Regions from separate parts of the Homo sapiens genome. Here region 1 is linked to region 2. The links are chromatin loops, found by intact Hi-C in ENCODE. Cell type or tissue: Calu3. All regions are shown on one strand. Each heading gives the region's core, and the rest is flanking DNA. Links, peaks and the distances in the headings are about the cores only.

The links. Peaks named below come from ENCODE experiments on the same cell type or tissue, not always from the same donor. Only the 100,000 strongest peaks of a DNase experiment are listed, where the experiment ranks them.
Region 1: a loop joins it to region 2, with 6 times the contacts of the local background. A loop is called at or near these places in 2 of 110 quality-filtered maps.

The regions. Positions count from the first base shown.
Region 1 is chrX:109,880,662-109,892,129 of GRCh38, forward strand. No RefSeq gene overlaps it. Among named protein-coding and RNA genes, the nearest start is that of TMEM164, 120 kb to the right of the region's middle. RefSeq lists enhancers at 236-315, 10,279-10,573 and a silencer at 10,357-10,426. In Calu3, for the core only: a CTCF peak has its summit at 5,675 (motif pointing left); a DNase peak (open chromatin) is centred at 5,650.
Region 2 is chrX:109,825,235-109,836,702 of GRCh38, forward strand. No RefSeq gene overlaps it. Among named protein-coding and RNA genes, the nearest start is that of ACSL4, 98 kb to the left of the region's middle. In Calu3, for the core only: no CTCF peak of the experiment used is centred there; a DNase peak (open chromatin) is centred at 5,617.

The DNA of each region.
Region 1 (11,468 bases), core at 1,703-9,702, 55 kb after region 2:
AAAAAAATCCAAACTCATTAAAATGGTGTAAAAAACCCTATACTTTCTGGTCTTTACCTACTTCTCCCACCTTATCTTTCATCACCCTCTCCCTCACTTGCTCAACAGCAGCCATACCCAGCTGCTTTCTGTTCCTCAAATAAACCAAGCTCTCCCCACCGTCAGGGCCTTTGCACTTGTTGTTCTCTCTGCCTAAAACCCCTTTCCCTCACATCACCATATGACTGACTCACTCTTTTTTTTTTTAATGTTTTTTCTGTCACTGTGAAATGAGTAGCAAAGTACTGTTTCTCAGGCATTCATGATCTGATCCTTTTTTTTTTTTTTGACGGAGTCTTGCTGTGTTGCTCAGGTTGGAGTGCAGTGACATGATCTTGGCTCACTGCAACCTCTGCCTCCTGGGTTCAAGCAATTCTCTTGCCTCAGCCTCCTGAGTTGCTGGGATTACAGGTGCCAGCCACCAAGCCCAGCTAATTTTTGTATTTTTAGTAGAGACAGGGTTTCACCATGTTGGCCAGGCTGGTCTTGAACTCCTGACCTCAGGTGATCCACCCATCTCGGCCTCACAAAGTGCTGGGATTACAGGCGTGAGCCACCGTGCCCAGCCCATGATCCAATTTTTATATTTCTTTATTGAAATATAATTCACATACAATAAAATTCACCAATTTGAAAGTATATAAACCCATGGTTTCTAATATATTCAAAGTTGTGAAATCATCATCACTATCTAATTTCACACTTTTCTTCACCCCAAAAAGAACCCCCAGATCTTTTAGCTATTACCCCTTATTCCTCTTCTCCTCACCAACCATGAATGTGTTACCTGTCTCCATAAATTTGTCTATTCCGGAAATTTCATATAAATGGAATCATACAATACATGGCCTTTTGTGACTGGTTTATTTCAACTGGCATAATGGTTTCAAAGGTCATGTTATAGCACAACTTCATTCCATTTTGTAGTGGAATAATATTCCATTGTACGGTTATACCACATTTTGTTTATCCACTAATTGGTTGATGAACATTTAGGTTGTTTCCACTTTTTGACAATTATGAATAATATTGCTATGAACATTTGTGTACAAGTTTTTGTATGAGCATAGGTTTTCATTTCTCTTGGGTATATATGTAAGAGTTACATGACTGAGTCATATAATAACTATACTAATATTTGTTGACTGACACACTTTTATTCAGGACTCTGCTCAAAGGGTACCTCCTCTGAGAGGCCTTCCCTGACCACTCCATCTAAACTAATTACCCATCCCCACCATCACATTACCCTATTTTGTTTTCTACGTAGCACTTTCCACTATCTAAAATAATCTTGTTTATTGTTTCAGTCTCTCCCTACTAGAACATCAACTCTACAAGGACAGAATGTTGTCAATCTTGCTCACTGCTGTGCCCTCAGTACCTACGGACAATGAGCAGCACACAGAGAATATTCAATAACTATTTGCTGACTACAGGAATTAATCTATGGCAGAAATGTTCTTTTTTCCTACCACAGGGAGTATTTACAAATCTACTAATGACTATTTTAGTGCTTTTCTATTCCTTTAATTGTTCTTTGGGAAAAGTAAAAACTCACTCATTTCAATTATAGGAAGAAATAGCTATAGCAAAGACTGTGTCGATTATTTGACTTAGATTTGCCCTTCCCATCCAACCCTTTCATCTCCACCCCAGGGATTGCAAAATTCAACCAAAACAGTATTCCTTTAGCGGCTGATCCCTAAGATTGAGAGGGATCGGGGAGACCAAGGTGGGCAGATTGCTTGAGTCCAGGAGTTTGAGATCAGCCTGGGGAACAGGGTGAAACCCCGTCTTTACAAAAAATACAAAAATTAGCTGGGTGTGGTGGCATGCAACTCTGGTCCCAGCTACCTGGGAGGCTGAGGTGGGAGGACCACTTGAACCCAGGAAGCAGAGGTTACAGTGAGCTATGATCATGACACTGCATTTCAGCCTGGGTGACAGAGCAAGACCCTGTCTCAAAAAAAAAAAAAAAAAATTAGATGAGGGTATTAAAGGAAAGAAAACTCCAGTGAGTAAAATGAGTTGTGAGATGCCCCATGTTGCAGAGTTGTAAATTGAGGGTTTCTCCTTTGAAAAATGAGGCACTCTTCAAAATGCCTAGAATTCCTTTTTTTTTTTTTTTTTTTTTTTTGAGACAGAGCCTCACTCTGTCGCCCAAGCTAGAGTGCAGTAGCAGGATCTCGGCTCACTGCAACCTCCGCCTCCCGGGTTCAAGCGATTCTCCTGCCTCAGCCTCTTGAGTAGCTGGGATTACAGGCACGCGCCACCACGCCCACCTAATTTTTGTATTTTCAGTAGAGACAGGGTTTCACCATGTTGGTCAGGCAGGTCTCAAACTCTTGACCTCGTGATCCACCCGCCTCGGCCTCCCAAAGTGCTGGGATTACAGGCATGAGCCACCAAGCCCGGTCCCGATCTTTAGATATAAATTTAAACGCATTTTTCCCTGGCAATACTCATATATCTAACCTGGAAATATTTCTAAGAAGAACAGTACTAGTTTGTTATAGCTTTATCAGGTAATGACAGAAAAGTTGTGTGATAACTTGGTTTTGACCCTGAAAAACAGTCATTTGCGTAAAACAAATGGTGCAAGTGTTGAGGGTAATGGGAGGAGGGTTATCTGAGGATTTTTTTCTCTTCTTCTTCTTCTTTTTTTTTTTTGAGACAGGGTCACACACAGTCTCACTCAGTCACCCAGGCTGGAGTATTGTTATCACGGTTCACTGCTGCTTCAACCTCCTCAGACTCAGTGATCCTCCCAACTCAGCCTCCCAAGTAGCTGGGACTACAGGCATGTGCCACCACGTCTGGCTATTTTTATTTTTTATTTTTTAGTAGAGATGGGGTTTTGCCACATTGGCCAGGCTGGTCTTGAACTCATAAGATCAACCGATCTGCCCACCTCAGCCTCCCAAAGTGTTGGGATTAGAGGAGTGAGACACAGCGCCCAGCCTTTTTCTCTTCTTTTTTTTTTTCTTTTTTTGAGACGGAGTCTCGATCTGTCACCCAGGCTGGAATACAGTGGCGCGATCTCCTCTCATTGCAACCTATGCCTTCCGGGTTCACACCATTCTCCTGCCTCAGCTTCCCGAGTAGCTGGGACTACAGGCGCCCGCCACCATGCCCGGCTAATTTTTTTTTTTTTTGTATTTTTAGTAGACACGGGGTTTCACCGTGTTAGCCAGGATGGTGTCGATCTCCTGACCTCATGATCCGCCTGCCTCAGCCTCCCAAAGTGCTGGGATTATAGGCGTGAGCCACAGCGCCCGGCCCTTTTTCTCTTCTTAATAGGAAATGATATCAAAATTTGTATGGAAAATGTTTTCCTAACTGGTTTGCTTCAATTTGCCTTCATATGCCCCTGTTTGAGAGTGGAGGCTTAAAAAAATTCTAGATGCAGAATTGAATCGTGTGATAACTCATTAACATTTCAGGAGAAATCAGAGTTGCCTGTATAACATTTTTGTATGCATCCTAATACCTTCCCTCATAACTTTGCATGTCAAGGATACCTTTCAGGAAGTGTTCGTTGTTTGAAATTTCTGGTTGAATATATTAAAGCTTTAAACAAGCATGTGTTGGGTATAGTCTTGGATAGAGAGTAGAGGCCTGGCAGGAGGAGTAGAGACCGTTTTCTAGAGCTTTCCCCAAGTTGGAAATTCTCCCAAATGTAATCACTTCTTAAAAGGAAGTTTTAAGTAGAATAGCTCAAAGTGCAAAAGAAAAGTAATCACAGTGTAAATGTTTATAAACGTAGATACATTTCTTACAACCATTTATTTGCTAATGCATGCCTGGTGTCTATAATAATATACAAAGCAGTGTGGAGTAAAACTAACAAGGTGAAGAGGAATATACTCAGGTCACCATTTACATGCAGTTTAAAAAGACGCAGAAGAACACTACATATTGTTTATGGATGCACTTATATGACGTAAAAGTACAAAAATGTGCACAAGAAGGACAATGTTCACATTCAGGGTCTTTGTAGATAGTAGGAGGATGAGAGCAGGATAATACACGGAGACCTCATTTGTATCAGTCACCTTTTGGTAAATGTTACTGAAATGTAATATATATATATATATATATATATATATATATATATAATAAATTGAAGGTGTACCCATGTAATCAGTGCTGTATCTGTGAAGTTTTGATTTGATTCCTTTATTATTTTATTATTATTATTTTTTGTTTTTCTTTGAGATGAAGTCTTGCTCTGTTGCCCAGGTTGTAGTGCAGTGGCTCCATCTCAGCTCGCTGCAACCTCCACTTCCCGGGTTCAAGCAATTCTTCTGCCTCAGCCTCCTGAGTAGCTGGGACTACAGGTGTGTGCCACCACGCCTGGCTAATTTTTGTGTTTTTAGTAGAGACAGGGTTTCACTATGTTGGCCAGGCTGGTCTCATCTTTCTAACCTCAGGTGATCCGCCCCCTTTGGCCTCCCAAAGTGGTGGGATTACAGGTGTTAGCCACTGCACCCAGCCATGCCTGAAATATTTAAAGGGAAAAAAACAAAACAAAACAAAACTCCACAAGGTCCCTGTAGGGCCAAGGGAAAACTTCCCATTCACCCTCTGAAGTTTCACTAAAAATCACTGACAAGAGGCAAATGAGCAGGAGAAAAGGCATACAAATTTATTTAACATGTATGGGAGTCTTCATTCTGAAGACTCAAGGATACAGAAGTTGTCCATTTTTATGCTTAGGTTCAACAAAGTATGGACAGCCGTGTGGAAATGTGGTTGGACAAAAAGAGTATGATCTAATGAATAGACTTGAGTGGAGGAAACCCAGCAAGTCCTCTCTAGATTCTTTTAGGCCTCTCTGAGCACGCATTCCTTCCTTCTGGGTGTGGGGCAGGACCCTCTCTGGAATGGGAGGTCTTATGACCTACAGTCAAACAAGGTAGGTCACATCATTTCTTTATGGCTGGTTTTGACACAGAAAAGTGGAAGGAAAATTAGAGCAGTATTTTTACGTTTTGTGTCTGGCTTTGGGGGAGAGGGGTTCTGGTTTCCATGACCTGTTTTGGGGAAGAGCGATTCTAGTTTCCTTGGCTAGCCTTGGGTGAGAAAGGGACTGAGAGACAGGAGGGCAGGAGAAGGTCAGAGAAAAACTTCTGCTCCTGTGGATGCTGCTGAGGCCTTCATTTTGGGGTATTGTTTTCTGAATCCCAACAGCCCCAAGTGTTAGAGTACCCACTCCTTTAAATTCCCTTTCGCCTGTAAAGGCCTATGAAAATCCAATCAAAAAGAATCTTTGGGCAAAGTGATTTAAAAAACATAAGCACTACAAGTTACAATATGTCATTTTTCATTTTATGTCATTTTAATGTATGCTATCATATCAAAATTTAAAGAATTGTATTGACTTGGATCCAATGAGAGGGAATTTAATGTATATTGGGGCAAACTTCCCCCTTTTTTTCTTCAGCCACCTCCTAGCCGAACCCCAAATTTCCACAAAACTGATGGGGGGTTCTATTGTCTGCCAGAGAATCAATCCCCTTTCTCCTCCCAGTGATGGAAAAAAAAGAAAAATAAATTGGGGGGAAGGGAACATGGGCTCAAGGTTGTTTTGGTTTGGATGCTACCAATGTTGCCCTCTGCTGGTGGAACGCTCAACTTGCAGATGACCAGTTGCGTTCTTTTGCTGCTGTCAATCTAGTCCAACCCCAATTTATAAACAGGCTGTGCATGCTGAAATTCACTGTTTAAAGCTTACCTGCATTTTCCCATAAATGGAATCACTGTTTCTCACAGTGGCTGAGCCCCCAGGGTCACCTCCCAAATCAATAAAGTAATCAAAACCTACCCATGTTTCTAGGGAAAATGCTATTTGGATTAAGTATTCACCAAGTGTTTCCTATGTGCAAGGTATTGCAAGGGGTAAAAATGTAATTCAAGAAGAGTCTTTGCCTCTAAGACAGTTATTTATCTTGTTAGGAGAAATAAAACATTAGCATGAGAGACTATAAGAAGCTATCTGAAGTGGCCTCTTGTAGTATATGCAGGGAAGAGCGGTACATTCAGAGAGATACATATGGGAAACAATGAAGATCAAAAAGAGGAAGATATCCCTTCTGGGAAGGAGAAACAGGGGAAAGCTTTTTGAAAGCAGTTGAAGTTGAGATGAACAATGACAGTAAAGGGGGTAGTTTGTTTCAAGGAGAAGTAATTATGGAAGCAAAAGCATGGAAGTAGGAAAACATGGGTTGTGGTCTAGAAATGGCAAATAATCCCTCCTATTGAGACAGAGTATGAGGGGAGAATCCAGATATGTAACTAACCGGAAGGTCCCAGGCTATCCTTGACAGCAGGAATAGGGACAACTTGTTGGAACTGCTTGGAGCTGGACAATGACTCCCCTCATTCAGGTGGTTCTGGGTGAGGGGGTAAAGATGGATAGTCCAGCGGATTGAAGACTGTGAGTTGCTGGGGAAAGGATGCTGGGATCTAGAATAGGTTTGTGAATTTGGAAGAGAAGCCCTGGTGAGGGCTGGGAAGTGAGCAGGAGATAGGGAACAGAGTCCCCCAATTTTCCCCATTCTGTCCCACTTCTCTATTCTCTTCTCTCTCATTTGTGGCCAGCCCAAGCAAGAGACTGGCACTGAAAGAACAAGAGGGTGAGGTGGGAAAACTTCAGGGGTAGCATGACTGGCTGAGAAGGATAGGATTCTCTCCCTTTTTCTCTCCCTTGACACTGTTATCTACTGCCTGCAGGGGAGGCAGGGGTCTTGGTAGTGGGTAGAGGAGGGGAGGTGAGAGTAGCTATGGAAATCAGGGGCTAAAAGGGATTTTTCCTTCATTCTTCTTCACCCTTCGAAGATAGCCTTTGTCACTGCTTGCCCTGCCAGGCGCCTGGCCTACAAGGGGCGAAAAATGGAGAAAGAGATGGATATCCTCCAGCCATGCAGCTAGGGTGTCAGTTCTTCTTTTTTTTTTTTTTTTTCTTTTCTTTCTTTTCTTTTCTTTTCTTTTTTTTTTGTTGTTTGTTTGTTTTTTTGAGACAGAGTCTTGCTCTGTTGCCCGGGTTGGAGTGCAGTGGCACGATCTCGGCTCACTGCAACCTTCACCTCCCGGGTTCAAACCATTCTCCTTCCTCAGCCTCCCAGGTAGCTGGGACTACAGGCATGCGCCACCACACCCAGCTAATTTTTTTGTATTTTTAGCAGAGATGGGGTTTCACCATACTGACCAGGCTGGTCTCGAACTCCTCACCTCAAGTGATCCGCCCGCCTTGGCTTCCCAAAGTTCTGGGATTACAAACATGAGCCACCACACCCGACCAGGGTGGCAGTTCTTGGGTGGCAAATAGATGTGGTTAGTCAGACATCCATCAGAGAGGCTGCCTACCTCTTTTTCCTACGTAAACGGAGGGAAAATTTATTGCTATTTGTGACATTCCCTGTGCAGGAGGAGAGAGCAACTTACTGTCACCAGAGAAGTTAAGGCACGAGTTTCAAACTCAATTTGACAGCAGTAATGATAACCATAAAATAGCATTTAAGCTGGGTGTAGTAGTGGCTTGCACCTGTAGTCCCAGTTGCTCGGGAGGCTGAGGTGGGAGAATCACTTGAGGCCAGGGGTTCTAGGTCAGCCTGGGTAACAGAGGGAAGACCTGCATCTCTAAAAAAAAGAAATAACTAAAATAACTAGCTAGCATTGGTTGAGGGAATGCTGTGTGGCAGGCACTGAGCATCCTTATCTCACTGAATCCTCACAGTAAAAGCAGTACAGATGCAAGCCCTAAGGTCAAGCCAATCTGAGTTTAAGTCTTCACCCTGTCACTCACTAGTTAAAGCATAGTGCTTGACACAGAGTAAAAACTCAGTAAATACGGAATAAATATTCATCAATTAACAAATCAATTGATATTAGTCATTAATATGAATAAATATTACTATATACACACAATCAATCATATGAAGCAGGTACTATTACTATCTTCTTCTTATAAATGAGGAAGTTGAGGCCCTGAGAAATTAAGGACTCTGTACAAGTTTACACAGCTACTAAGTGGCAGAACCTGAATTGAAAACTAGTTGTCAGTGCAGAGTTTCTGTTTGAGATGATGACAATGTTCTGGAAATAGATAGTAGTGATTGTACAGCACTGTGAATAGACTTAATGCCACTGAATTATATACTCAGAAATGATTAGAATGGTACATTTTATGTTATGTATACTTTAACACACACACACACACACACACACACACACACACACACATACACACATCAGTTGTCAGACACTGGGATTTTAACCACTGTGTCATATACATGACCTCTCAATGGGCATTAATCAAGTTTCTATTATTCAGAAGACCCTCCCAATGTCATAAAGCGAGGGCTAAATTTGCAATCAAAAGACCTCTGTTCAAACACCGTATCTGCTTCTTACAATGAGTAAGTGGCTAAGACTTGTCTGAGTTTTCTTGGGCCAAAAGGGGTACAAGTCATACACAAGCCTTTCTCCAAGAGTTCACTTCAGTTGCAGACACTCAGGTCCCTGTAATGTTACTGGATAACCTTGGGGAGAGGGGATCCAGATCAATTTGAGCCCCTGACAAGGAGGGCAAGGAAGCTCTGAGCCAGCTTACCCATTCTTAGTTACTCCTCTTCCCAAAGTGAAATGTGGCAGCTACTGGGTGGGGACTTTTAAGAGGAAGTGAGACAGCTACTGATAGGGGAACTTGAGGAGGGCCCCCTTGGAAAGGGGAAGGAAGATGAGCACATATTGAGATAAACCATTTTCAGGGTGTTAAAACTAGATTAAAACCAGTGTTTTTACATGTCACAAAAAAGAAATCCACACCACAAACAATCCTAGTAGCTACTTTTCCTGCAAAAGTAATCATTCTTTTATCCAAGGTTCCTTGGGGATTAAACAACAACAACAAAAATCCCTCAAAGTCCTTGTCAGCTTCTTTGGTTCCTCTATGACTTTTTACTGTACTCAATGGAGAGAAGTGCTCAGTAACAACCGAGTCCCCAGATACACCATGACATTGCAAGAGAAGATGAAACATGAGGAAATCCACCCCCTTCCCATTTTCCAGACCACATCCTCCTCCCCTGTTCAATCTCCCTAAAGTTTTCACTAGGCTTGTTCAGGTCAGGAATGAACTATAACCAGTGGATGCTGCCCTCTGCTGCAAAGCAGGCTTCATCCGCGGCTGCACAGCCAGTCTTGGCTTCCACAAGACCTCTCTTGTGTTAATGATTCAAAGCACATGTTTGTAATTAAAAATAACAATAATAATTCAGGGTACCAGGCTGACCACGCAAATATAGTTATCCTGAGAGGGGGGCTTGCAGAACACCTTTCAGGGCAAATCCCCCACCACCTTTACATAGGACTGAGACAGCCTAGAAAAGTACAGAATGCTTTACTGTTATTTTCCTCATCCTGGCCCCATGCACTAACTAGACACAGTCTTTCCAGAGAAATACCAACATGACACAACCCCACGGGGGCATTGGGTCCCTCTGTTCTGGATTTGCCTCCTTCTGCTTCACTTCAGTTGTCTTAATTCCATTCACCTTGGTTCTCTGAGCCCCGGTTGACACAGCACACTGGCTCTCTACGCTCCCCTCTGTCTCCTTCTGCTGCCATGCCCTATTGTAGCCATGTCCTTCCATCTGGCACTCAGAAATCTTTCCCAAATGTCATTCTGCTAGTCTCCTGACACCTTCACACAATCTGCCCATCCTCTTGGACAGAGCTGACATGGTCCCCGAGGCTGGGGATGCTAGAGGCCACCTAGTAGCCACTAGGAAGCAATGCTTGTACTCTGTGCCCTGTGCACTCAGTGACAGGCAAGGAGGCTGTGGAACTATTCTCACAATCATCCGGACCTGTCTTCTCAACCCCATTGGTGCTGCCACCTAAGAGATTAACAAGGGAGGCCACTAGACTCAGATTGCTCAGATACAATTATAACTGGAAACATTGGGTTCTAAGGAAACACTGCATAAATCACACTCTTCCCTAGCTGGCTGACTGGCAATACGGTGGGATCCCTTTTGCAAGCCAGAATATGTTGGAATTATACTGGAGTGATGTGGACTATACTGGATTTTTTCAGATTTCTAAACTGCTTTAAGAAACATTCCATAGCTCCACTTGGCAAGATATAAACAAACTTGTAGGAAACTGGGTTAGTTTTACCAGTCAAATGAGTTGGCAGCCCAATTCTTCTGTCTCAAAGAGATTAATGAGCAATTAATTTCCCAGACCAGCTAAGCCTGGGAACTTCTGGGAGCTAACGGATTTTACCTGAAGGTGAAGTCCAGCCCACGTCCGTGGGCCACCACATCAGACCCTCCCAAGAACGCAAGGGAAGGCCTAATTTACATAGTTGCCCTGCCCCCTAGTGTCCACAGGCAGCAATAACAGCAGGCAGGACTCAAGCTTCTAGGTATGGGCAGCAGGGCTGCAGGGCTTTTTTTGTGCTCCACACAATGGCGCCTGGCTAAAGGGATGTGGGAATGAAATTAAGCTCATGCTCTTCTCACCAAGCCTTGTGCCCTGCACAGGACTGCATCCATCTGGAGGTTGACCTCTTTTTTCTAATCTGTCTGCCAAGAGGAGCCATTTTTTTTTTTGGTAATTCTATTTTAAAAATTTCCACATAGCTTGAGATTTCTAATGTCTAAAGCTACCAGAAAGGCTGATACCAATCCCATGTGATAGGCCAGGCCGTCGGCATGTACTCAAATGTATATTCCATTTCTGAAAATTCACTTGTCCTATAAGAATAGCTCAGGGTGTTTGTGTAGAAGTGGCCCCATTCCAGAAAATTCCCGGACTGGGAACTTCATAGTCATCCATCCAGCTATGAACTTCTGTTAGCTCCACCCCCAAAATATATCCTGAATCCATCCACATCTCTCCATCTTCACTCATTTCTGATCCAAGCTAGCAGAAATTTCTTGCTACAATGGTAGCAATACAGGGAAAAACATTGGCCTGCTACAATGGTCTCCCTGCTGCCACTCTGGCCCCTCCACACAGCAACCAGAATTATTTATTAAAATATATGTAAATTCATGTGACTCCCCGCCAATGGCTTCCCAATGGGTTTAGGATAAAATCCAAAGTCTTTCCGTGGGTTACTAGGCTGTGGATAATCTGTCTTCTGCTTAGCTCATCTACCTGTCGCTCACCACTCTCCTGCTCATCCACTAAGCTCAGCAACACTGGCCATTTGTTTTAATTGACATTTTTATTGAGATAATTGCAGATTCACATGCAGCTAAAAAAAACAAGAGCAAGATCTCTCATACATTTTGCCCAGTTTTCCCCAATGGTAACATTTTGGAAAACTGTAATATCATAGTAAGAATAGTGATGTTGATACAATCCACCTATATTATTCAGATTTCCCTGGTTTTATTAATATTTATCCT
Region 2 (11,468 bases), core at 2,038-10,037:
ATAAGAAAGTGATATGTGGTCATGTAGAAATTTAGACAAAGTTCCACGAAAAAAGGGTCAAGAAGCAGAAAAACCCATCAGCCATGTATAATCCCATTGCCCAGTAGTAACCCATATTAACATAGTAAGGTGTCTTTCCTGGCCTTTATTGTTCCAAGTTTTCTTGACATGGTTGAGATCTTACTACCTGAAAATTGTAGCTACCATTTTATTGCCTGTTGTTTTTCTCCTTAAGCATTTTATCCACAAGCATTTTCCATGCCTTTAGGAGTCTTTGTTATCATAATTTAAATGGAGACATCATATTCCGTCTTATGCATGCACTGACATTTGTATAACTTTTTTTGGATAGTAATTCTTAATCTTTTATCATTCTGCACTAAATTTCATGGAAGAGTCTTGTACTGTGGTATTACATGTCCTAATAACCCCTGGGTCTTCGTTGTATGCAAAAGGTTACCTTCATTCATTTGCTGAAGTTGGCATAACCTGGCTCTAAAAAAATTTCCTGTCAACCCCATGTTTATTTATTTATTTATTTTAATTGAGATGGTCTCTCAGTCTGTCGCCCAGGCTGGAGCGCAGTGGCACGATCTCAGCTCACTGTAACCTCTGCCTCCTGGGTTCAAGTGATCCTCTTGCCTCAGCCTCCCAAGTAGCTGGGATTACAGGCGCATGCCACCACGCCTGGCTAATGTTTGTATTTTTAGTAGAGACGGGGTTTCACCATGTTGGCCAGGCTGGTGTCAAACTCCGGACCTCAAGTGATCTGCCCACCTCAGCCTCCCAAAGTGCTGGGATTACAGGCATGAGCCACCGCACCTGGCCTCTCAACCTCAGGTTTAAAGTTGGGGCACCTTTAGCTGCATGGCTTCTAAAGCCACCTACACGACAATGCCTACTGTAGTCCATTCCATGCTTCTAACATGCAGCTCTGTCCTCCATGGTATAAGATGACCAGCTCATCCCAGTTTGTGTAGGACTTCCCTGGTTTTAACACCAAAAGTCCTGTCTCCAAGGAACCACCTTAATCCTGGGTAGATTTGAATGATGACGGGACTGTCCTGCTTTAATTGCAGAAATTCTTGCATCCCCAGAAATCTTTCAGCCCCAACAGACAGAAATGGTTGGTCACTCTCCATAAGATTCCATGGCTGATAAGTGACTTATGGCATTCCTTCTGCCAGAGGCATTTACTTATTAATAAAGATGCTTTCTGAATCATGAAGTCAGCCAGGTGCGGTGGCTCATGCCTGTAATCCCAGCACTTTGGGAGACCGAGGCGGGTGGATCGCGAGGTCAGGAGATCAAGACCATCCTGGCCAACATGGTGAAAACCCGTCTCTACTAAAAACACAAAAAAAAATTCGTTGGGCGTGGTGGTGCATGCCTGTAATCCCAGCTACTCGGAGCCTGAGGCAGGAGAATTGCTTGAATCTGGGAGACGGAGGTTGCAGTGAGCCAAGATCGTGCCACTGCACTCCAGCCTGGTGACAGAGTGAGACTCTGTTAAAAAAAAAAAATCATGAAGTCTTCACAGTTTAAAGGAATGAATGCCTAATTGTGGGATTCCCAGACACTGGGACAAGTTGGCAGGAAAGCTATTTCTGGATTAATGGGTCAATCCCACCTTTCTCCCCACTGCCATACCCCTCTCACTTCTCATCGAATTGAATGTATGTTCTGCCATCCCAATTCTTTCTAGCAGACAATCTGCAGTGCTCTATTACAGTTATTGGGGGTCCTTATCCCCTAGGACATCAGTTCTCAAACTTAAGCTAACATCAGCTTCACTTGGAGGGGTGGCTAAAAACACAGGTTGCTTCACTCCACCCCCAGAGCTTTCATTCATGTGGTATGTGGTGGGGCCCAGGAATGTGCATTTCTAATGATTCACAGGTGGTGCTGCTGCTGCTGCTGGTCCTGTGACCATAGTGTGACCCATTGTGTAGAGGTTAGGAACACAAACTCTGTAGTCACTCTGCCTGGGTTAGAATCCTTTCTCTGGTACTAATCAGCTTCACAGTCTTAAGCTAGTTACTTGCCCTCTTGGGCTTCAGTTTCCCCATTGATAAAAGTGGAGGTAGTAATGGAACCTCTCTCCTAAGATTGTTGTGAGGCAATGAAACCGTGCCTAGACCATAGTAAGCTGCATGTTTATTATTATTACCCTCATGCTCAGGAGACTTGATCTGCTATTTTCCTTCTTTAGACTTAGAGCAAGCTGTAAACATTCAGGGCAGATGCACTCCTACAAGCATTCCTGTAATGCCTGACTACTGGGCAGAGGTTGCAGCTGCCCTGCATTCCCCTAGAGGCTGACTTGCCCTCTGGAGAAGTTTGGATGAGTCAACATTCAGTATCCTCTCTATCCTACCCTGCAGGCTCTTAGAGAGCTTCCAGAAGGTTTTCCAGGAGAATGCACATCAGTGTATACACAAAGCAGCCCAAAGTATTTGAATAACACATGGCCCTCTAAACACCATAGATAAAGCTTAGTTGTTGGAGAAGAAAGAGCTTAGTTGAAATAGACACATGTGGACTTTTTAGTTGAAATAGACACATGTCTGAGGAGAGATGAGTTTGTAGCAGGATGCAAACATACAGTATTATACACTCACACATTCAGCTTGTTTTATTATAATTACTACTTTTTTTAGAGACAGGGTCTTGCTATGTTGCCCAGGCCAGAGTTTAGTGGCTATTCCCAGGCACGATCATGGAGCACTACAGCCTTGAACTCCTGGTCTCAAGTAATCCTCCTGCCTCAGCCTTCTGAGTAACTGAGACTACAGGCACGTGCCACCATGCTCATCTTCAGCTTGTTGTTGTTGTTGTTGTTGTTGTTGTTGTTTGTTTGTTTCTTTTGATAAAGTCTCGCTCCGTCACCTGGCTGGAGTGTAGTGGCACTATCTCAGCTCACTGCAAACTCCAACTCCCTGGTTCAAGCAATTCTCCTGCCTCAGTGTCCCAAGTAGCTGGGATTACAGGCATGCGCCACCACGCCCAGCTAATTTTTGTATTTTTACTAGAGACGGGTTTTCACCATGTTGGCCAGGATGGTCTGTATCTCCTGACCTCATGATCCACCCACCTTGGCCTCCCAAAGTGCTAGGATTACAGGCGTGAGCTTCAGCTTGTTTTGTATTTTTTCTTTTCTGCATTTAGGAAGGTCATTTGGCTCATCTCCAGTAAAGGGCAACCTTCTGCGGATAAAAGGAATATCTCTTCTTCCCTCCAGGAAGCAGAGATAGGCAATTGAGTTTTGCCAATGCCAGGCAGCTTCCCTGACCTCCAGGTAAGAGAAACTTGTTTTCTGTTCCTACTGATTTAGGCTCCAGTTTTTTTGTTTTTTGTTTTTTTTGTTTTTTGTTTTGTTTTGTTTTGTTTTTTGAGGAGAGGGGAAGGAGCAGGAAAGGGAAGGGGAGAGACAAAGGGCTCCAGCTTTAATAAGCCATTAAGGCTCTTCCTGGTGAGCCCTAAGGGCTATTGCTAGTACTAGTGAAAGAGAGAAGTGGGCCAATGGGGACAGTGGCAAACCAGAGAGTACAAGGCTGGTTTAAAGGGGGCAAGCACCACTCAGAGGCAATGGATATTTGCCAACTGAGATTTGAGCCCCTGTTGTTAGACCTTAAAATCTAAAAAAGAAAAGAAAAGAGGCCAGGCATGGTGGCTCACGCCTGTAATCCCAGCACTTTGGGAGGCCAAAGTGGGTGTATCACGAGATCAGGAGATCAGGACCATCCTGGCTAACACGGTGAAACCCCGTCTCTACTAAAAATACAAAAAATTAGCCAGGTGTGGTGGCTGTCAGGCCTCTGAGCCCAAGCCAAGCCATCGCATCCCCTGTGACTTGCATGTATACATCCAGATGGCCTGAAGTAACTGAAGATCCACAAAAGAAGTAAAAAGAGCCTTAACTGATGACATTCCACCATTGTGATTTGTTTCTTCCCCACCCTAACTGATCAATGTACTTTGTAATCTCCCCCACCCTTAAGAAGGTACTTTGTAATCTCCCCCACCCTTAAGAAGGTTCTTTGTAATTCTCCCCACCCTTGAGAATGTACTTTGTGAGATCCACCCCTGCCCGCAAAACATTGCTCTTACCTTCACCGCCTATCCCAAAACCTATAAGAACTAATGATAATCCACCACCCTTTGCTGACTCTCTTTTCGGACTCAGCCCGCCTGCACCCAGGTGAAATAAACAGCCATGTTGCTCACACAAAGCCTGTTTGGTGGTCTCTTCACACCGACGCGCATGAAAGTGGCACGTGCCTGTAGTCCCAGCCACTCAGGAGGCTGAGGCAGGAGAATCGCTTGAAGCCAGGAGACGGAGGTTGCAGTGAGCCAAGATTTCGCCAGCACACTCCAGCCGACTGTCTCAAAAAAAAAAAAAAAAAAAAAAAAAGGAAAAAGAAAGAAGTCAAAATCCCAGCTTTTTTTTTAATAGGAAACCTCCTGATCTTTAAATGTTGTCAACCAACTGAAATTTTAAAAAAAACCATGTCAGTCAAACAAAATTTCCTCAGCACCTATTTGCTGCTGGTGTATGATTTCTGGATTGTTATGAGGGAAAAGAAGACACTAGGGCTTTTAGTGCCGATGGTAAATGAGGTTAGCAGCAGGCAGACAGGCAGGACAGACTAGGAGGTGGGGAAAAGCTGGGAGCCAGAGCCCCAAATGTGGTCCTTGAGTGGGAGTCATCCCTGCTCAGGAGGGGCTTGGTGAGTGGGAGTGGGCTCCAAAAGAGGCACGCTGAGAGAAGCAGCATTTGTAGTCATGAGCCGTGTTGGATCAGAATCCTTGCTGGCTAGCCACCCAGTCTTCAGTGGGTGAGAGTAACAACAACAACTAACATTTATTGGACACTTACATAGTGCCAGGTATTCTTCTGAAAGTTTTACATATATTACTTAATTTAATCATCACAATATCCCTGGGCGGGGGTGGGGGGGCAGGGGTTGATATTACCCTTATCTCCATGTAACTTCATCTCACTGGCACCCTATGCTTACCCCAGTTGACTTTACCAAGCAGGAGCTCTGACAAAGCATGCCACAAGCCAACTCACCACTGTGGGCAGAATGCACAGTTGGTGGCTAACATGAATTTCATGCAGCAACCCCACCCTGACACTAGGAAACCTGGGACTCCTGGCAGTGTTTCATAGAGGAGCTCCTGAACCTCTTCTTTGGAGCAAGGAACTGAGCATGTTAATATGCCAGAGTTGGGGCAGTGGAAGCAGCTATACTATTACAATTCGATCACCTGTCACCTTAGGAACCAATAGCCAGAACCCTGGGTGAGTGACCTACAGGACAGGTCAATTCGATGGGAGGGAGGGCAAGGGCTATCTATGCCCTGGAAAGCTACTTCATAAAAGACATATCAGAAAGGGATTTGGGGGGCTGGAGAAGAGCATGAAGATACTGGAGACACAGAGCATAGAGGAGTGGAAAGGTAGACAAGGAGGAAGCAAAGACAAAGTTGGCCTGCATATAACTTTTCTGAGGGTCAATCTTGTATAGAGGTTATTAGCCTGGCTGGGAAAGAACCACAGAAGGAAGTGGGGTTAGGAAATTCAATCAGTCCAAATGTTGGACTAGGGCCCCTGGTCTCTTTGAACATTTTTTTCCATTTCCTTGCATAACCATAGCCACAGAAGCAGAGGAGGAGATTGTGAATCTGGCCTAAGGTCTTGGTTTATCATTATCTAAATATATATTTAACAAAAACCAAACAGGGCTTTTTAAAGCTCTGAGTCATGTTGTTTCTGCTATTTTTTTTTTTTTAGGGAAATGAGCTTGTTGCTTCATCAAATGATGGGTTATTTATTGATGGAAAAAACTAACCAGGAGGACCGTTTCCCCATACTGTTTAGTAACTTTACACATACTCGGAAGTCTTATTTACATATCAGCTGAGGACTAGCAGTTACTAAATAACAGGAAATTCCGAAAATGTTTTAGTAACTGTAAGGTATCAAGGCTTTTCAGGTAGAGATGGCTTCATGTCCAATTTGTAATAGTAAAGCTGAAGTTGATGGAGTTTCCTCTCTCAACTACTGAATATGAATACTTGGTACCCACTAGTTAGTTGGTCATTCAACAACATTTACTGGGCACTCACTGTTGCCCTCACTGTGCCTAATAACAACAGCGACTATTTATGGAGAACTTATCATCTGCCAGACACTGGGTTAAGTAAATTATATCATTTAATCCTGATAACCTTCATACTTGGATAGAATTACTACCTTCATTTTACAGATAAGGAAACGGGAGTTGGAGACATTAAGTAACTTGCTCGGGGTCAGAGTTCAAGCCAGGTCTCTCTGCTTTCAAAACCTGTGTCCTAAACTATAATAACAACAACCACGACAATGACAACTGACTTTTATTAGATGCTCAATGTGTGCCAAACAAACGCATAGTGTTGTGTATGCATCGTCTCATTTCATCCTTATAATGACTCTATGAGTTCATCACTATTAGTATTATTAGCCCTATTTTGCATATGAGGAAAATGAGACTCCAAAAGGTAAAGTAATCTGCCCAGGGACACACAGGTGGTAAATGAAAGAACTGCAATTCAAAATAGCTCCATCTGACACCAGAGGCCAACTCAAAGGGTTACCTACTCCAGGAAGCTTTCTGTAAACCCTCTAAACTGTTTTAGGTGTCCATGCACAAGGTTCACATTGCACCTTGCCTCCTCTATCAAACATGTTATTAACATTACAAGGGGATTTCAAAACGTGAAAAATGGAATTAAAGATAAAAGTAAAAAAAATATAAACTTTATTTCTCAACATGAGTTCCATCAAGGTGAAGACATTTTTGTAAGCTATAATACCAGTCACTTCATCCATCCCTAAATAATTGACGGTCCTGGGAATTTAACTATGTTATGCAATATTTTTCACATTATTAACTGAAGAAAATTGGTGCCCTCTAAAGATTTTTTAATATTAGGACCCAAAGAAAAGTCAGAAGGAGCCAAATAAGGACTTTAAGAAGGATGCCTAATGATTTCTCATCAAAACTCTCACAAAATTGCCCTTGTTTTATAAGAGGAATGGGGAGGAGCATTGTTGTGATAGAGAAGGACTTTGGTGAAGCTTTCCCTGGTATTTTTCTGCTAAAGCTTTGGCTAACTTTCTCAAAACACTTTCATAATATGAAGATGTTATCATCCTTTGGCCCTCCAGAAAGTCAACAAGCAAATGCCTTGAGCATCCTCCAAAACCTGTTGCCATAACCTTTGCTCTTGACTTGACCACTTCTTGGTAACTATTGCTTTGATTGTGCTTTGTCTTCAGGATCATGCATGTTCCATTTCTGGTTACAATTCTTTGAAGACATGCATCAGGATCTTGATCCCACTCGTTTAAAATTTCTGTTGAAAGTTCTACTCATGTCTGCAGCTGATTTGCATGCAATGGTTTTGGGACCTATGGAGTGGAAAGTTTGCTCAACTTTAATTTTACAGTCAGAATTGTGTTAGCTGAACCAACTGAGATGTCTATGGTGTGGGGATTGTTTCTGCTGTTAATTGTCAGTTCTCTTCAATTAGGACATGAACAAGCTGAATTTTTCCTTTTCAAGTTGATGTGGATGGTTTGCCACTGTGGACTTCATCTTCAACATCTTCTTATCCCTTCTTAAAATGAGTTGTCCATTTGGAAACTATTGATTTCTTTGGAACATTGTCCCCATAAACTTTTCATGAAACATCAATGATTTCACCATTCGTCCACCCAAACTTCACCATAAATTTCATGTTTGTTCTTGCTTCACTTTTAGCAGAATACCCATCCCGTTGCTCTGATAGGGGCTCTTTTCAAACCGATGTCTTATTCTTCTTAGTGCCTCACACTAGATCCCATTCAGACACATTATAACAAGTTAGCACAAATTTATTTTGATGCAAAACAAATGAAATCCATGTGTGGTTTTTTCATAATACACATTTTCCATGAAATTTTTGAAGTCCCCTTGTATTATTGCTACTAGTATTGTCATTATTTGAGTGTTCGTGCAAACACTATATATATATTAGCTCTAGTCCTCACAAAAGTATGCAAAAACACATTATTAGCCTTGTTATCTGGGAAACAGGTTCAGAGAAGTTAAATAACTTACCCAAAATGACACCGCTAGTAGAGATTGTGCTGGGATTCAAATATGAGTCTGTCAGTCTCCATCGAATCAAAGCTCATACGTTTCACACCAAACACTGTCTTCCTTCATTTTGTATTGAAATTATGTTTATGTATCCAAGCGGACCTAATAGGCATCTACAGAACTCTCCACCCCAAATCAACAGAATACACATTCTTTTCAGCACCACACCACACCTACTCCAAAACTGACCACATAGTTGGAAGTAAAGCACTCCTCAGCAAATGTAAAAGAACAGAAATTATAACAAACTGTCTCTCAGACCACAGTGCAATCAAACTCGAACTCAGGATTAAGAAACTCACTCAAAACCGCTCAACTACATGGAAACTGAACAACCTGCTCCTGAATGACTACTGGGTACATAACAAAATGAAGGCAGAAATAAAGATGTTCTTTCAAATCAACGAGAACAAAGACACAACATACCAGAATCTCTGGGACACATTCAAAGCAGTGTGTAGAGGGAAATTTACAGCACTAAATGCCCACAAGAGAAAGCAGGAAAGATCTAAAGTTGACACCCTAACATCACAATTAAAAGAACTAGAAAAGCAAGAGCAAACACATTCAAAAGCTAGCAGAAGGCAAGAAATAACTAAGATCAGAGCAGAACTGAAGGAAATAGAGACACAAAAAACCCTTCAAAAAATTAATGAATCCAGGAGCTGGTTTTTTGAAAAGATCAACAAAATTGATAGACCTCTAGCAAGACTAATAAAGAAGAAAAGAGAGAAGAATCAAATAGATGCAATAAAAAATGATAAAGGGGATATCACCACTGATCCTACAGAAATACAAACTACCATCAGAGAATACTATAAACACCTGTATGCAAATAAACTAGAAAATCTAGAAGAAATGGAGAAATTCCTTGACACATACATCCTCCCAAGACTAAACCAGGAAGAAGTTGAATCTCTGAACAGACCAATAACAGGCTCTGAAATTGAGGCAATAATCAATAGCTTACCAACCAAAAAAAGTCCAGGACCAGATGGATTCACAGCCGAATTCTACCAGAGGTACAAAGAGGAGCTGGTACCATTCCTTCTGAGACTATTCCAATCAATAGAAAAAGAGGGAATCCTCCCTAACTCATTTTATGAGGCCAGCATCATCCTGATACCAAAGCCTGGCAGAGACACAACCAAAAAAGAGAATTTTAGACCAATATCCTTGATGAACATTGATGCAAAAATCCTCAATAAAATACTGGCAAACCGAATCCAGCAGCACATCAAAAAGCTTATCCACCATGATCAAGTGGGCTTCATCCCTGGGATGCAAGGCTGGTTCAACATACGCAAATCAATAAATGTAATCCAGCATATAAACAGAACCAAAGACAAAAACCACATGATTATCTCAATAGATGCAGAAAAGGCCTTTGACAAAATTCATCTGACTCAATAGATCAGAAGTCAGCATATATTTTTGGTAAAGGGCCAGATGTAAATATTTGATTCTTTGTGGACGGTAGGATCTGTGCTCCAACTATTCCACTCTGCTGGTGGTAACATGAAAACAGCCATAGACAATCCATAAATGAATGTGGCAGTGTTCCAATAAACCTTTATTTAGGGATAGTGAATTTGAATTTCATATAATTTTCATGTGTCATGTTATATACATATATATTTCATATGTCTCTGCATATACATATATATTGTTATTTTAATTATCTTTTCAACCATTTAAAAATGTAATAACCATTTTTAACTCACGGGCCATAGAGAAACAAGCAGCATGGTCAGTGGGCCCCTGCTATCGACTGATAATTCCTTGAAGGTAGAGGTTTGTCTTATTCGTCACTTTCTTCAGGATTTAGCCCCAGTGCCCATAGTTGGCATCCAGTAAATATTTCCTGAAAGACAGTGTAGAATAATGTTTGTAAAGAGCCAGACTTTAGCAAGAGCATGGACTCTAGAAGCAGTTTGCTTTTGGTTCAAATCTCTACTTTGTCACTTTCTAACTGTGTGAGCTTAGGCAAGTTGCTGTGAGGTTACTCTTTCAACTTTCTCATCTAAAAATGGATATAATCATTGTTAACTACCACATGGGTTGTTTTGAGGACTTAGTGGGTTAATAAAGCCCTTAAAGAAGTGCCTGGCCTTTTAGTTGTTGTTATTATTATTGGAATGAAATAATACAATCCCATTACTGTCCAAAAATGTGCAATCTTACCAGCCAGTTAACTGAAAATAGCAGGAAGAAATATGAAAGCTTTTGCAAATCAGCACATTGACAACTATAGACTTGTTCCTGACATGTCTGGTGTATCCCCATCTCCTATTTTTGACCTGAACTCCTTGGTGACTATAAAGACTCTCTTGAAACCTTCTACCAGGCCCCACAAACTTAAGACCAGGAACGGTATCCATAGCAGATGCAGTTTGTTCTGTGCAGTGGATTTTTGGTTGGTTTTTGTTTTTGAATTTAATATATTTAGGCATGGAATACACACTCCACCTACTGTAGGCACCATTGCTCTCTTCTGTTTTCAGTGCTCAGCTTTTCCGCTTAGCCCCTGAAGGCCTTTATGTTTGAGACCTCTGCCCTAGTACCTCTACCCAGAGCCTTCATCAGGGACCAGCTACCCTGTAGGATCGCTTGACTCTTCTATTTGAAATCATCACTCCAAAGGCCTGCACTCACCTTTGCATTGACCCTTCCTTTTCATTCTCATCTCTTGCCATTTCTGAGCTCATGCTGTATGCTTTGGCCTTGCCAGACTTCATTCAGTCCTTCAAATAAACCATGTTCTCTCTTACCTTCTGTCATTAGCACCTGCTGTTCCCTCGGGTTGAAATATTCTTAACCTCACTTCACTAGGCTAATTCTTCATCATCTTTCAGGTGACTTAGATGTCACTTCATCTAGGAACCTTTTCCTGATACTTTAAATAAATATTAAAAGCTCTACTGGCCGGGTGCAGTGGCTCACCCCTCTAATCTCAGCACTTTGGGAGGCTGAGATGGGCGGATCACGAAGTCAAGAGATCAAGACCATCCTGACCAACATAGTGAAACCCCGTCTCTACTAAAAATACAAAAATTAGCTGGGTGTGGTGGCGCACCCCTGTAGTCCCAGCTACTTGGGAGGCTGAGGAAGGAGAATCGCTTGAACCCGGGAGTAGGAGGTTGCAGTGAGCCAAGATCACACCACTGCACTCCAGCCTGGTGACAGAGCAAGATTCCGTTAAAAAAAAAAAAAGGAAAAGAAAAAGAAAAAGAAAAAGAAAGATGGAAAGAAGGAAAGAAAGAAAAGAAAAAAGCT